Linked DNA regions of Mus musculus: region 2 is linked to region 1. Evidence: chromatin contacts called from ENCODE POLR2A ChIA-PET data. All regions are on one chromosome and are shown on one strand. Each heading gives the region's core, a stretch centred on a gene start or an enhancer-like site at or near the end of the contact. The rest is flanking DNA. Distances are from core to core; before and after follow the strand shown. Region 1 holds the start of Sirt5 (sirtuin 5). Region 2 holds the start of Nol7 (nucleolar protein 7).

Evidence for each region. ChIA-PET counts read pairs that join two places held with the same protein, here RNA polymerase II (POLR2A).
Region 2: POLR2A ChIA-PET joins it to region 1 with 28 read pairs in Patski. The contact joins the promoter of Nol7 here to the promoter of Sirt5 in region 1. POLR2A ChIA-PET finds 5 or more read pairs at or near these places in 3 of 5 experiments (Patski and embryonic stem cell).

Annotation. Positions count from the first base shown.
Region 1 is chr13:43,362,753-43,369,890 of GRCm38, forward strand. Sirt5 (sirtuin 5) reads left to right here and starts at 2,783. Exons shown (of 9, transcript NM_178848.3): 1 at 2,783-2,792.
Region 2 is chr13:43,394,791-43,401,928 of GRCm38, forward strand. It overlaps Nol7 (nucleolar protein 7), which reads left to right and starts at 3,586. Exons shown (of 8, transcript NM_023554.2): 1 at 3,586-3,868; 2 at 3,945-4,005; 3 at 4,721-4,779; 4 at 5,803-5,831; 5 at 6,063-6,144; 6 at 6,507-6,628; 7 at 6,710-6,787; 8 at 6,972-7,138. The coding sequence starts at 3,615. The coding sequence ends at 7,051. It overlaps Sirt5 (sirtuin 5), which reads left to right. Exons shown (of 9, transcript NM_178848.3): 9 at 1-413. The coding sequence ends at 22.

The DNA.
Region 1 (7,138 bases), core at 1,533-4,032:
GGCTGGCCTCAAACTCAGAGATCTTCCTGCTTTTGTCTCTGCTGGGATTAAAGGTGTGTGCCACCACTGCCTGGCTATGAATCCAGTTCTTTTAAAGACTCTGGAGGCCCTGGAATAGTGTCTCAGAATCCAAGCACTGCAGAGTTCAATGAGCCAAACACTTTAGTTTTATATCAGCCATTCCCACTTTCTTTTTTCTTTTTCTTTTTAAAAAAGATTTAATTATTTTATGTATATGAGTACACTGTAGCTGTACAGATGGTTGTGAGCCATCATGTGATTGCTGGGAATTGAACTCAGGACCTCTGTTTGCTCCAGGCCCCACTCAGCCCTGCTTGCTTCTGCCCAAAGATCTATTTATTATTATATATAAGTACACTGTAGCTGTCTTCAGATACACCAAAAAAGGGCATCAGATTCTATTACAGATGGTTGTGAGCCATTATGTGGTTGCTGGGATTTGAACTCAGGACCTTCAGAAGAGTAGTCAGTGCTCTTAACTGCTGAGCCATCTCTGTAGCCCCCCAGCCATTTCCATCTTCCTGTATTGTCAAGGGGCAGAGTCAAAAACAATAAGTATACAGTGCCTGGAACTGTGATCCCCCAAACCTCAGAACCACCATGGATTCTCTCTCAGCTGCTCAACATGCCTTCTTTTGTCTTTCCTTAGAAAGGATTGCTTTTCAGGGGTCTGTAATCTTTCCTGCTTGTGAGACTCTTCTCTATTACCCTCCCAGATCCCCAGATGCCTCTTCTGGTGGCATCTTTTACCATGTGCACCTATCATGGTATGGATGACCAAGTCTGAAGTCTGACCTGAGTTAAGTCTGAGCCTGGAAACTTACCACAGCCACTGCCATTTCTTGTCCTCGGACACTTTTTTGGCCACTGATTCCAAAATACCGAGGAAACATTGTAGCTTAGATTTTTTCAAAACCTACTTTTAATCAGGGTTCTCAAATGCTTTGACCCTCCTTCTAGCCCACAGTTCAAAGGTTGGGGAGAGAAAAATAGCAAACAAGACAAGGAGATGTGGACCTGTTTAGAAGTGGTTCTTTGGGGGTGATTCCAATCACTATTGTCAGGACACCAGCAATATAGTTCTGTAGTGTCAGGATACCAAACACAAATCAACAGTGGCAGCAGGATCCAGCAGAAACCACCAGGCCTACACCAAATTGGATCAGCTGGGACACCGGGAAACGTTCTTTGCCGTAACTCCATCAATGAAGCAAAGATCAGCAAAGGCTGGAGACCAATGAAGCATTGCAAAGCTAGCTAAGCAAGCATCTCACCCCATTCTGTTGAGTCCTATTTATACTCTCTTCAAAGCTCTTGGTGTCCTTCCATGGATCTTGCCTCAGCAAGACACCATGTGAGTCTGCATCACATGACACTACCTGAAATTTCCACTTCAGACCATCTCTTGTGTGAGGTGAGGTTGGGAAAAGGTGGCCTTTCCAAGCCTAGAAGAAAGGTTAGAGTGGCCGGAGCATCAGAGCTGGGATGTGGGGGAAGTCTCCTGGACTTTGATGAAATACAGCGTCTCAAACAACAATATGAACTAACCAGTACCCCGGAGCTCTTGTCTCTAGGTGCATATGTATCAAAAGATGGCCTAGTCGGCCATCACTGGAAAGAGAGGCCCATTGGACTTGCGAACTTTATATGCCCCAGTACAGGGGAACGCCAGGGCCAAAAAGGGGGAGTGGGTGGGTAGGGGAGTGGGGGGGGTATGGGGGACTTTTGGGATAGCATTGGAAATGTAAATGAGGAAAATACCTAATTAAAAAAAAAAAGAAAGAAAGAAATGGCAGACCCCGTGGGTGATGGAGGGCTACATATGCAATAAGAAGCTGAATGTCTCTCCCTGTCCTCCACGTATTGATAGTAAAGAATTAACGTGTGTGGCAGTTATTGTCACAAGCATGAAAAGCAACTGAAGAGCTGGAGATGTAGCTCAGTGGTAGCGTGCTTGCATAACACGAGAAAGGTGCAGGGTTCAACATCTCCAACACCAAAAGAAGAGAAGAGGGGGAGGGGGAGGGGGAGGGGAGAGGAGAGGCGAGGAGAGATTTTTTGTTTGTTTGTTTGTTTTGTTTTTTGGTTTCTCTGTGTAGCCCTGGCTGTCCTGGAACTCAACTCACTTTGTAGACCAGGCTGGCCTCAAACTCAGAAATCCGCCTGCCTCTGCCTCCCTAGTCTAGTGCTGGGTTTAAAGGCGTGCGCCACCACGCCCAGCGACATTTGAGTTTTAACCTGGGAAAGATAAATGTGAACTGTTTGCTCCCAAATTCTCGGATTATTTCCCTTTCTGGTTCCCTGGCTCCATCACCAATTGAAGTATTAGAAAAGCCATGCTGATGAGCCTGACCAGAGAAGTCTGTCCCTAAAGCTAGTCGATCTTGCACCAGCAGTAGTGATCATAACCTCTAGGTTGTGTTGGAGCAGTTTGGGCTAGCCCGGAACCGACTCGCCAGGCCACAGATTTTCAGGGGAATCGACTCTGATTTTGCTAAGCTCTGTGCTGAAATTGCATCCCCCAGTGTGCTCAAGGAGGCCACAGAGCAGGCGGTAGGTAGTTCTTGACCTATTTGGGCAGTGGAATGAGCCTTGGAAGGTCACAAAGACACATGCAAGTCGCCTCTCCTTCCACTGACTCGTGGTCCCACCAATAGTATGTCGCGCTCCGGGTCTCCGGCAGGGGCCGCTGCAGCCAGGGCTTGGCACCAGGACGTGGAGCGCCCCGCCCCAGGCCTCTCCTGCTCCACGGTCCCCACCGCTTTTTGCAGGTGCGTGTCTGGCACTGGTGGGGGTCTGGGCTTTGTTTCGGCTCCGCGCGCCCCATCCCGCGCATGCGCGATGGGGTGCCGGTGGGGTCGGCGGCGACGCTGTGGTTGGCTGGATGGGCCAGGCGTAGGAGTGAAACCTAGGGGAGCAGCTGGGCCCGGGAAGGCAGTGACCGGAAGGAAGGGCACTTTGGCTAAGGTGACAGGGACGGGTTGTAGTGGTGGCGGTGGGAGTGCAGAAAGGGTAGGATCACGACACAACCTGAAGGTGGAGCCGGCAGGATGTGGTGATCGTGGCAGCAGAGAAAGGGGGAAAGGTCAAAGCGCAGCCACGAGCCGGGAGGATGGTGCCCCAAAGTTTTTGAGAGGGGGGCAGGGTTGGGGGTAGCGCACTTTTCAACTCTGGGAAGATGGGAGCTCAGGAGCGACAGCTGCAGAGGTGGGCCGAAAACCCTCCGAGGGTGGGGGCTGGAGGGTGGGCACGCACGTGTTGGGAAAGGTGATCAGCTGGGTTCCAGGCTGTACCCTTTAGGTTAGAAGGCAGGTAGCCCTGAGCAGGTATGAGCGGAGAGGGTTGGTGTCAAGGCCTGGGACTCTTGGGGTGCTGATCTCATTTGGGAGCTTTTGGTGTCCAAAAAGTCTTTATGGAAGGCCTGTGAACGTTTCTGCAGGACAGTTGCCATGCACTCTGCCCTGTGCCTACTCCTGCATTTCAGTTGGTAGTGTATATTGCTGGGCTGCAGTGGGGACTTTTGATAAATGCATGGATTATATATAAGAAGAGATAGCTAAGCTGATTAATGTGTCTGTCATCTCGAAATTTTTTAGTAAGAACCTTACGAGTTCACTCGTTTTAAAGTTTTGAAATGTGCATCACTTCATTATCAACTTTGGTTGCTGTGCCCTACAAAAGACCAGTCAAACTTGCCCTTGACAGACATCTCCATGCCCCCATCTTGTTCCCCACACCCAGCCTCTGGTGACCACCATTCTGTTCCTTTCTATGCTCCTCGTGTGAAATCGGTCCACCTGCCCTGCTCTGCTTAGCTTATTTCACTTAGGTTAGCAGGGTCATTTTTTTTTAAAGATTTATTTATTATATGTAAGTACACTGTAGCTGTCTTCAGACACGCCAGAAGAGGGAGTTCTCCTCACGAATGGTTGTGAGCCACCATGTGGTTGCTGAGATTTGAATCCAGGACCTTTGGAAGAGCAGTCGGTGCCCTTAACCGCTGAGCCATCTCCCCAGCCCGAGAACTTGTTCTAATATTGTATTGTGTGTGCACAGGCTACACTTGCCTTAGTCCTCTGTTGATTGCCACCTAGATTGTTTCCATGTGGGTAACACCAAAATTAACATCGAAGTGTAGATACCTCTCTCCTGCCCACATTGACCTTCAATCCCTTCATAACAAGCTCGGAGGGGCTTGCTAGAGTACGTGCTAATTCTGGTTTGAAGTTGTTGAGTGATCTCCATATTGATTACCAAAACCGCTATGCTAACTGACATTCGCAGTATCTCAGTTCCTTTTCATCCACATCCTTGTTAATGTTAGCTTTTGTCTTTTTGATAACTAGCCAATTCCAGCAGATTTGTGCTGATAGTTCATTGTGGCTTCATTCCATGGTCCCAGTGTCTTCCTTTGAGAAATACCCACTCAGGTACCCTGCTCAGTTCTAAAAGTAGGTGGCTTTCTTGCCACTGATAGGCCTTGGTGCTCTGTTAAATATAAGCCATGCCATAAAACACCATCACCAGGTAAGGTTCCATGTGACCACAGTGAATGAGGACAAAAATCCAGACCACTCAGTAATCCTGTCTAAGTCACGAACCCAAAAGCCTGCTGCTTTTCAAGAATCAGATGACCAAAGCAAAACATTCCCACACATAAAACAAATAAACCTAAATAAAAACATCTCACAACTAACACCCTTTAGTTTCTCCATGATTTGTGCTGCCTGGAAGACACTGACAGTCCACATAAGATATTCACTCACATAGATATTGAAACCCTGGCTTCCCTTCATATCTCCCTATATACTATTTCCTACCCACACCTAATTCTTTTACTAATTTCTTGTGGATTCATAATTTTATGCATCCTAATAAGTACCAAATTCTTGTCATCCCTATCTCTCACTAATTAACCTTTCCCCTCCAGCAATGTGTTCTGCTGATCTCTATCCGGTGATATAAAACTCTCATTCTGACTTCTAAAAACTGGTTACATCCTGACAGTGGTGGCAAGCGCTTTTAACCGCAGCAGTAGGGGAGGCAGAGGCAGGCAGATCTTGGTGAGTTCAAGGTCTAGTCAGCCTGGTTGAGTTCCATGACGGACAGGAAGGGCTACATGGAGAGACCCTGTCTCAATTAAATAAATAAATAAATAAATAAATAAATAAATAAATAGTCAAAGTGCAGAGAACACACAGTTTGCCCTTAGTTCCATTTTTATCCCTGTGACTACATACCTTTCCAAAACAACTTTCAGAAGGAGGGGTTTGTTCTGGCTCACAGTTTGAGGGCCAGAGCATCATCACTGGGAAGGCATGACAACAGGATCCGGAGACAGCTGGTCACACCACATCTGCAGTCGGGAAGCAGAGCGGATGAATGCTGGTACCCAGCCAACTTTTCTCCTTTTTCATTTTTAAAGATATATTTATTTTATGTATATGAGTATACAGTCGCTATACTGTTCAGACACACCAGAAAAGGGTCTCGGACCCCATTACAGATGGTTGTGAGCCACCATGTGGTTGCTGGGATTTGAACTCAGGACCTCTGGAAGGACAGTCAGTGCTCTTAACCACTAAGCCATCTCTCCAGCCCGCTTTCTCCTTTTGATTCAGTCCAGGACCCCAGCCCATGTGACCGAGCCGTCTTCCCTCCTCAGAGGCCCCCTCAAAGATGATCTCAGAGGTGTGTTTCCATGGTGATCTAAATGGAGTCAGGATGACAATGAACATAACCGTCCCACAGAACTAACATTTTTGGGGGTGGGGAGGGAGGTGTTCGAGACAGGATTTCTTTGTATAACCTCGGTTGTCTTGGTACTTGCTCTGTAGACAAGGCTGGCCTGGACTTCAGAGATCCAGCTGCCTCTGGCTCCTAAATATTGGGATCAAAGGCATGTGCCACCACTGCCCAGCTAGCCCTAACCATTTTAAAGCCACTGTATAGTCATAGTTGGTGGCTGGGACATTCTTCCCCTGAACTTCATCCTTTAAAGCTAAAAGTTTTTACTTGTTATTTGTAAATAGACCTCAGATATAGTCAAATGAACCCTTTGAGTTTAGAGTTCTGTAAGTTCTGATAGACATGCCATGTAACTGTCACCATGATCAGGACACAGGACACATTCATTGCTCCTGCTTTCCTACGTCTGTACCTCCTCTCCTTCCCTAGTCTTTATTTATTTTGGCATGTCATAGGAATACAACCATGAATTCTGTACAAAAATTGATGTGTATGTGAATATATATATTTGTGTGTGTGTGTACAAATGTATATATGAAGGCCAGAGGCCATTTTTGGTTATCTTCTTGTATTGCTAACTCGTTTAAATTTTTTAAAAAACATGTATGTGTGGGTGAGTGAAGGTCAGGGGACAGAGGATTCAATTCTCTTGTGTTCACACCACAGCACACTGTGAAGGTCAGGAGACAGAGGAGTCACTTCTCTTGTGTTCACACCACAGCACACTGTGAAGGTCAGGGGACAGAGGAGTCACTTCTCTTGTGTTCACACCACAGCACACTGTGAAGGTCAGGGGACAGAGGAGTCACTTCTCTTGTGTTCACACCACAGCACACTGTGAAGGTCAGGGGACAGAGGAGTCACTTCTCTTGTGTTCACACCACAGCACACTGTGAAGGTCAGGGGACAGAGGAGTCACTTCTCTGTGTTCACACCACAGCACACTGTGAAGGTCAGGGGACAGAGGAGTCACTTCTCTTGTGTTCACACCACAGCACACTGTGAAGGTCAGGGGACAGAAGAGTCACTTCTCTGTGGGTGCTGGAGATCATCACCAGGTCACCGGGCTTGGCGACAGGCACCATCTCACTGGTCCTTCACTTTTGGAGGCAGGGTTTCTCACTGAACCTTGGACTTGAGAGTTTGTCTAGGCTGCCTGGCTGGCCATTTCTATCCTTTCTCCACAAGCTCCCTCCCCTCAGTGATGGTGCGCGGTGGCACACACCTTTAATTCCCAGAGCTTGGGAGGCAGAGGCAGGTAGATTGCTCAGAGGTCTGCAGAACAAGTTCCAGGGTAGCCAGGGCTCCACAGAGAAAAACTCTGTTTTGAAAAAAACAAACAAAGAAAGCAAACAAAACACAAAAGATT
Region 2 (7,138 bases), core at 2,336-4,835, 33 kb after region 1:
TGAAACTGAAAGGACTTCTTAACCGCCCTGTGGAAAGAGGAGAAGGACCTGCAGTACGGTATCCTGGAGTGCTAAAGCAGGGCACTAACGGGAAAAATGGCTTTATGGATGGTGAGCTGAACTCTGGAAAAATATGGAAACACCCTTCAAGCCCCAAGCAGACAATCTGTTACGTGATGGGTTTCAAAATACCAGCAGCAAATGTGTTTGATCTGGAAGAGGCTGTCAAGTCCTTCCATATTATTTGATTTGAACTGAAATATGAGTAATTGGGATTTGATATTTTTTGGTTAGTTACTGGAAGGGAAAATTTTGTAATTAAATTGCTTTAGAAGGCAATTATCCTGATTGTATGTTTGCATCTTGGGCAAAAACAGAAAAAGAGAATTAAAACCCTGAAAGTTAAACCCTCATACTTATTTTTTTGTACTTTTTTTTTGTAGAAATGCAACTACTTTTATAACTGGTAACTTACTGTATAAGGATGTTCCTCCAAGAGCTGCCCTGGCTTGGGGCTTCGTTTCTTTTCAGTGCTTACTTCCCTTGGATGTCTTACCTTAAAGAATACTGAATAACTTGCAGCAAGAAGTCACGCAAAGCAAGAAGAGGAATGTCCGAGTAGAGACATCAGAATGAGGACAGGAACACTGCAAATCCACGTTGAAGCAGATGTGCTGCCTCTAAGGAAAGGAAGTGATGGATGACCGTTGCTTCACGTCATAAGTGAAGGAGAGATAGTCTTTGCCGGAGCTACAGGTCCTTGAGAGGATGGCCTTTTTAACCTTGCAATAAAGTAGCAAGAACGCTGCTCTGTCTTTAAGCTCTACCTGCTGATGCAGCCGGGGCCTGAATGAGAGGGATGAGAGGCCCAGAAGGAAGCTGTGGCCACTAACATAGTAAATGCCCTCCTTTGGATCCAGTCAGTTCTCCAGGTAACTATGGACCTGGTCCGCCTCCCCTCAGCCCCTTCAGAAATCCATTTGCTTTAATATCTTGGGTTTCTGTCCCTAGTTACGTGGCTATGACCAAAGTACCCGAGAAAACTTAAAAGAATGAAAGAAAGGTCCATCATGTCTCGGCTCACAGTTCAGAGGAAGGCATCTCAGCAAGGAAGACCTGGGGGAGGGAATGGCTTGGTCTGCGGCTGCGCAGGAAGCAGAGCCAGGGACTTCCAGTACTCCATTCGCTTTCCCGGTTCCCTAAGACTACAGTCCGCTCCTCCCATTCAGGGTATTTCTTCCTCAGCGAATCCTCTCTGGGAACCAGCAGGCACATGGAAAAGGTGTGCCTCACTGTTGCGTTAGGTGTTTGCCGAACCCGGCATAGCCGGGTACTGGAAAGCTGAAGACAGCAAGTTGGAAACGAAGAGGTGACAGACATCGGAACAAATGCCAGAAAGGCATGCAGAAAAGCTGGGGTCGGGTGGGTTGCGTCACTTGGATGGAGGCCACGTCCTATGCAACTCGGGGACTCAGCAAGTTTATTATGGGTAGCAGAAGGAATAGGGGTTCAGAAGTCTCTATGGGAAGACTGGAGGGGAGCCATTTCAGGTTGTAGTCGCCCACGAGGAAGGAGCTGCCCTTGCTAGTTTTTGCACACACTGCCAACATTGGCACAGGAAGCCTTTGCCATTTCCCTGAACCTGACCCAGGGAAAGCTTTGCCACTGGGGCATCAGGGTCCTTGACACTGACGTGGCTGGACCCATGTCAACAATACTCATTTACTCAGGACTTCGTGGCTCCCCACAGGTGTTTGTTAGTCCAACCATGTTGACATTTAAAATGATCTACCGCAGGCAACAAGGGAGAGTTGCGTGTACCATAGGTGACAGTCATTTGTAACAAATCCTAAAAGTCCTTTGCGTGAAGGAGATAGATTATCTGACCAATTGGGAGTCTGGAGAAGTAGCCAGGCAGCATGAGGGTCACACTGGAGGTGGTAAGCTGAAGCTAGGGAGCTAGTTATAATTTCAGTGATACCTTTCCAAGGTGTGTGTCTGTGTGTCTGTCTGTATGCAATGGCTATGCGTACTGCAGGGGCCAAAGCCCTTGGAGCCCCTGGAACTAGTCATAAGTGGTTATGTAGCGGGCGGTGGTGGCGCACGCCTTTAATCCCAGCACTCTGGAGGCAGAGACAGGAGGATTTCTGAGTTCAAGGCCAGCCTGGTCTACAAAGTGAGTTCCAGGACTGCTAGGGCTACACAGAGAAACCCTGTCTCGAAAAACAAAACAAAACAAAACAACAAAAAAAAGTGGTTGTGTGCTGCTTGACATAGGTACTAGAAACTGAACTAAGGTTCTCTGGAAGAGCAAGCAGTAAGTTGAAGTTCTCTTAACTGCCGAGCCGTCTCTCCTGCCCTCTGTGACACTTTAATGCGGCATCTACACGTATGGACCATCACATGCTTTTGGTAGGTTGTCACCGGGCTTCAGTTTAACCTCTCTCAATGCTAGTTACTGTAGGGGTCTGCTGATGCAAACATTTGTTTTCTTGCAATAGGTTTCACTTTAGTTCAGGCTGGCCCAGACTTTAAGATGTTCTTGCTTCGGCTTCCCGAGTGCTGGGATTTCAGGCGTGCACTACTCTGCCGGACTCAGAGAATGTTTTTCATTTGTATTTTCTATCTGACCGAGCCCAGACGTTTCAGAGCCACCCTCCCCATCCTTCTCTGCCTACGATGTCTCTAGCAGTTCTTGTTTTGTTTTGTTTCTGAGACAGGGTTTCTCTGTGTAGCCTTGGCTTTCCTGGAACTCACTCCATAGACCAGGCTGGCCTAGACTCACAAGAGTTCCTCCTGCCTCTGCCCCGCACCACTAGGATGAAAGGCATGCACCACCACCTACAGGCCTTGTTTTGATCTTTTTATCCACACTTATTTGTTCTTTTTAAATTGGAAACTGCTTCTAAACAAGAGGGGGGGGGGGATAAGGTTTAGAAGTAGGAAGTATATATGTTAACTAACCATTTGTCGAACATATAGTGTGACATTAGAAATCAATGACTTTAGAATGGTAGAAGCAACAGCCAGGTGACTTGAGTATTTAGAGAATAGTGTAACTAAACATGCCATGGTCTCTGGGTGGGACGTTGAAAGTCAACCGTTCTGCGTAGGGGAACACATATCAGAGAGGACAGCTCATCCAAGTGCACGGATAGATTAGGGAATGAAGAATCATTTCCTACTGTATAGCTGGTAAAAGACATCACGTGGGCCATGTATTCCCAAAAAATATATGGGCAGAGGATTGCAAGGGTTGGAGGGGGTGGGGGTGGTGATGGGGGTGGGTCGTACACAATACATACAGGGATGCATCTCACAAGCAACGATGGTCATTTATTTCGTTATTTATTATACCCTTGCCTCTGTTCCATAGATCTAAGCAACCTGGGGGAGAAAAAAAAAAAAAAAAAAAAAAAAAGGCGGCGACACCTAGCAGCACGAAACCACGCCCTCTTACCCCCCCCCCCCGTCTCAGCCATGAAAAGCCCCGCCCTCCCGCGCACGCGCCTCAGCACGTTTCGCGGCCTCCGAACCAGCAGAGGGCGTAGAGAGCGCGCACCGCGCACGGCTGCTTCCGGGTCAAGGGTCAGACAGCCGCCTTTCCGTTTGCCATGGTGCAGCTCCGGCCCCGCTTGTCGCGTATTCCCGCGCCGGCTGAGGCGATGGTGGACGAGGACCAGGCGGCCTCGGAGGAGGAGGAGGCGGAGCACGGCCTGCTGCTCGCGCAGCCTAGCAGTGGCGCGGCCGCCGAGCCCCTGGACGAGGAGGAGGACGCGGACGACGAAGCCCCGGAGGAGCTGACTTTCGCCAGCGCCCAGGCGGAAGCCCGGGAGGAGGAGCTGCGCGTGCGCGCGAGTGCTCGCAGGTGCAGCGCCCGGGAATGTTGGCGCCTCGGGACTCCCCAGGCTCGGCCGGCGCTGACCCGACTCCTTTCCTTCCAGGGATAAAACGCTGTTGAAGGAGAAGAGGAAACGGCGCGAGGAGCTGTTCATCGAACAGAAGGTTGGACGCGGGACTTGTCGCTTATGTAAACTCGGCCGGGGCTAGAGTTCCCTTGCTAAAAGCTCCTTAAAGGATAGGGTACTGGAGAGGTGCAAGGGCCATTGGCGTTTCTTGGAGTCTGCCGTAATTCAAAGTAGGCGTGGAAGCACTGACACTCATCTATCCCTGACAGTAGGTCTTACAGGCTTCCAGAGGTGGTGAGGTTTGCTTGAGTTTTTAAAATTCTAGGCTGGAGCTAATGATTTCTTTTTTCGCACCCCAGAGATCTGATTTCGAGTGGCCATACCTAAATACCTTTCAGTTAGTAGCCGGGATACTTGAACGTTGAGCTACTTTGGGTAAAATGACAGGGAATGTATTGGGCTTTCTTTTCTTTTCTTTTTTTTTTTTTTTTTTTTTTTTTTCTTCCGAGACAGGGTTTCTCTGTATAGCCCTGGCTGTCCTGGAACTCACTTTGTAGACCAGGCTGGCCTCGAACTCAGAAATCCGCCTGCCTCTGCCTCCTGAGTGCTGGGATTAAAGGCGTGCGCCACCATGTCCGGCCTGTATTGGGCTTTCTAAATCCAGTCTTAATGTTGTCGGTTTAGAGGCAGCAGGGACGTATTCACAGATTGGCCCGAATTCAGGACTGTTCGAAATGAGTAACGTTAGAAGTTATCTCCAGGCATACCTGTACCTCACTTTAACTTGTCATCAAATGTCTTTATCCCCAAAGAAAAGAAAGCTGCTTCCAGATGCTGTATTAGAGCAGCTAACTACAGCTTCAGAGGCCGAGTAAGTATTGCAGTTTCTACGTGCATAAAGTCTGTAGACCCTAAGAAATTCTCCCCAAACTTAAAAGCTACACAGTGCTTTTGGAGTTCCTCAACTTTGTCTAGCAAGATAGATGGTAAGTAAGTGACTGAGAACATTTAGTGTTGCAGCAGGAACTTAAACCCAGACTTTCCTTTAGCTTGCTCTACCTGCCGCCACCCCTTTCTCTGTTCCTCATTTCGTTTAGCAGCCGTGTTGCCAGTGCTTCAAACCCAAAGCTTGAGTTTACGCCCTGCTGAATTCACTCCTTGGTACATTCTTTTTGTTTTTCTAGACAGGGTTTCAGTAGCCCTGACTGTCATGTAACTCTTGCTCTGTAGACCAGGCTGACCTCAAACACAGATTTGCCTGCCTCTGCCTCTTGGTGCTGGGATTAAAGGTGTGCACCACCACACCTGACCTTAGAACATTCTAACTTCTCAAGTCTTTTTTCTTTTAAATCAGAATAGTAGTTCCAAATTGTTGGTTACTTTCCATAATTATTCAGATCTTTAATCCATGAGGTATATAAGCAGATGTTTGTGCTTTTAGGTGAGGTCCTTCTCTTTCCTACCCGAGGTCAAGTGTGGACCCTTTCTTCTCGCTCCCTCCTCCATAACTTCCCATCTGTACAGGCCTCTGTGCTTTCTCTTCCAGGCAGTTTAGTCACTCCGTAGGTACCTGGAACTCATCCTTGGTCTCCAGGGTCCAAACTGTTGTCTAAATCTAGTTTCTCAATACTGTGAGACTAGCACCAGCCTTTACTTGATCTTTGGAATGCTAAGTTAACAGTTCTGAGTTTCTATTAACAGTGCTCAAATTTAAGTTCTGAGGACACTCCATACTAGTCAAATGACTGGGAGTTGTGGCAGCGCTGTGTGGCTCAGTGAGGAAAGATTAAGGGCAGGGGTCATGAAATCGAGAGAGGATCTTGGATACTTGTTTTGAGTACTCTCTATTGCCTGCCAGTCCCATCTTTCGTTTTTTTTTTTTTTCCTCCCGCAGCATAAAGAAATCACCAGAAAACGTAAAAGGTATGACTTGTCCTTGGTTAAGTAACTTCATGTAATGGTAAAGTGCACTTGCAGAAATTTTTGGTTATTTGTGGTCCTTAGGCCTGGCCAAAGTTGGCTTAAGCCTGTTTTCCACTATTTTCTTCAAAATAAAACCTGTACTCACATGATAGGTGGTCACCAAAGTGAGTAACTTCCATTAGGTGTTAATTTATATAAATACTACTTACAAAGTGGATCTTATTTTTTCAGTTAATTTGAAAAAGAAAAGTGAACAGCATGCAAAAGGAAGAAACTCCAAGAAAGTTAAAGTACAGAAAGTGCAGTCTGTCGGGTAATGAGTTTTGTTCCGTTTTCCCCGTGGGATGCAGTTTCCATGTAGTTGATAGTATTGGTTTACTTGTAGAAAAGTATCAGTTTTGATAGTAACAAAGTGAGATCATGTAGGCGTTAGGAGTCATAAAGTACAGTCCCTGCCTTGTTTCTGTGAGGCCCTGAGTTTGACACCACCCTAACCCCATCCACCTTAAGGACGGAAAAAGTTGGGTTAAGGATGTTGGCCAAGTGGTACAGTACGTACGTAGTGTATGGGAGCCACCTTGGGTTGACTGTCCCCAGCACCATACACTACAGAGTTATGCAGGAGAACAAGCATGTACCCTCTAATTTACGTTGACCTTTTGTATTAATCACCAGTCAGATTGAAAGCTACATGGCTGTAAGGCTTAAAGATGAAGATCTGAGAGATTCAAGGCAAGAGGCAGCCAAACACTTCATCCACAGTTGTTTATATGGTTCAGATTCCAAAAGGACTACTGGTAATTTTCTTATGGACTATGTCTGTCTCTCCCTTAGTTTCTCACAATGACAAAGCAGTGATGTGTGATTCTTCCCTTTAGTAAACAAGTTCCTGTCTCTGAACAACAAGAGGTCACCAGTGAAAAAGGCTGCAGCCCAGTTTCTGACTAGCACCTGGGGTAAGATAGCGCGTTCATCTGTTGGCTTTAGTAGTTTTTACAAATAAAAGGTTTTTGGAAGGAGGTGGGTCATGATTTTAAGTTGAAAGATCTACTTTATGTAAACTAGACGCTCAGACTTTGTTTCTTGGGTTTTGAATACCTGTTGACTGTTTTTACACCTGGAGCTTCTGTTCTCTTATAGGAGCTCAGAAACAACAAAATGCCAAGAGGTTTAAAAAACGGTGGATGGCCAAAAAGATGAAGAAGAAAACTTATAAGTGAATCAAAGTCAAGTGAAATGAAAAACCTGCATTTTGCATGCATAGTTTAAGATTACTGGGTGCAGAGAGGGTTCATTTCTCAAAATTT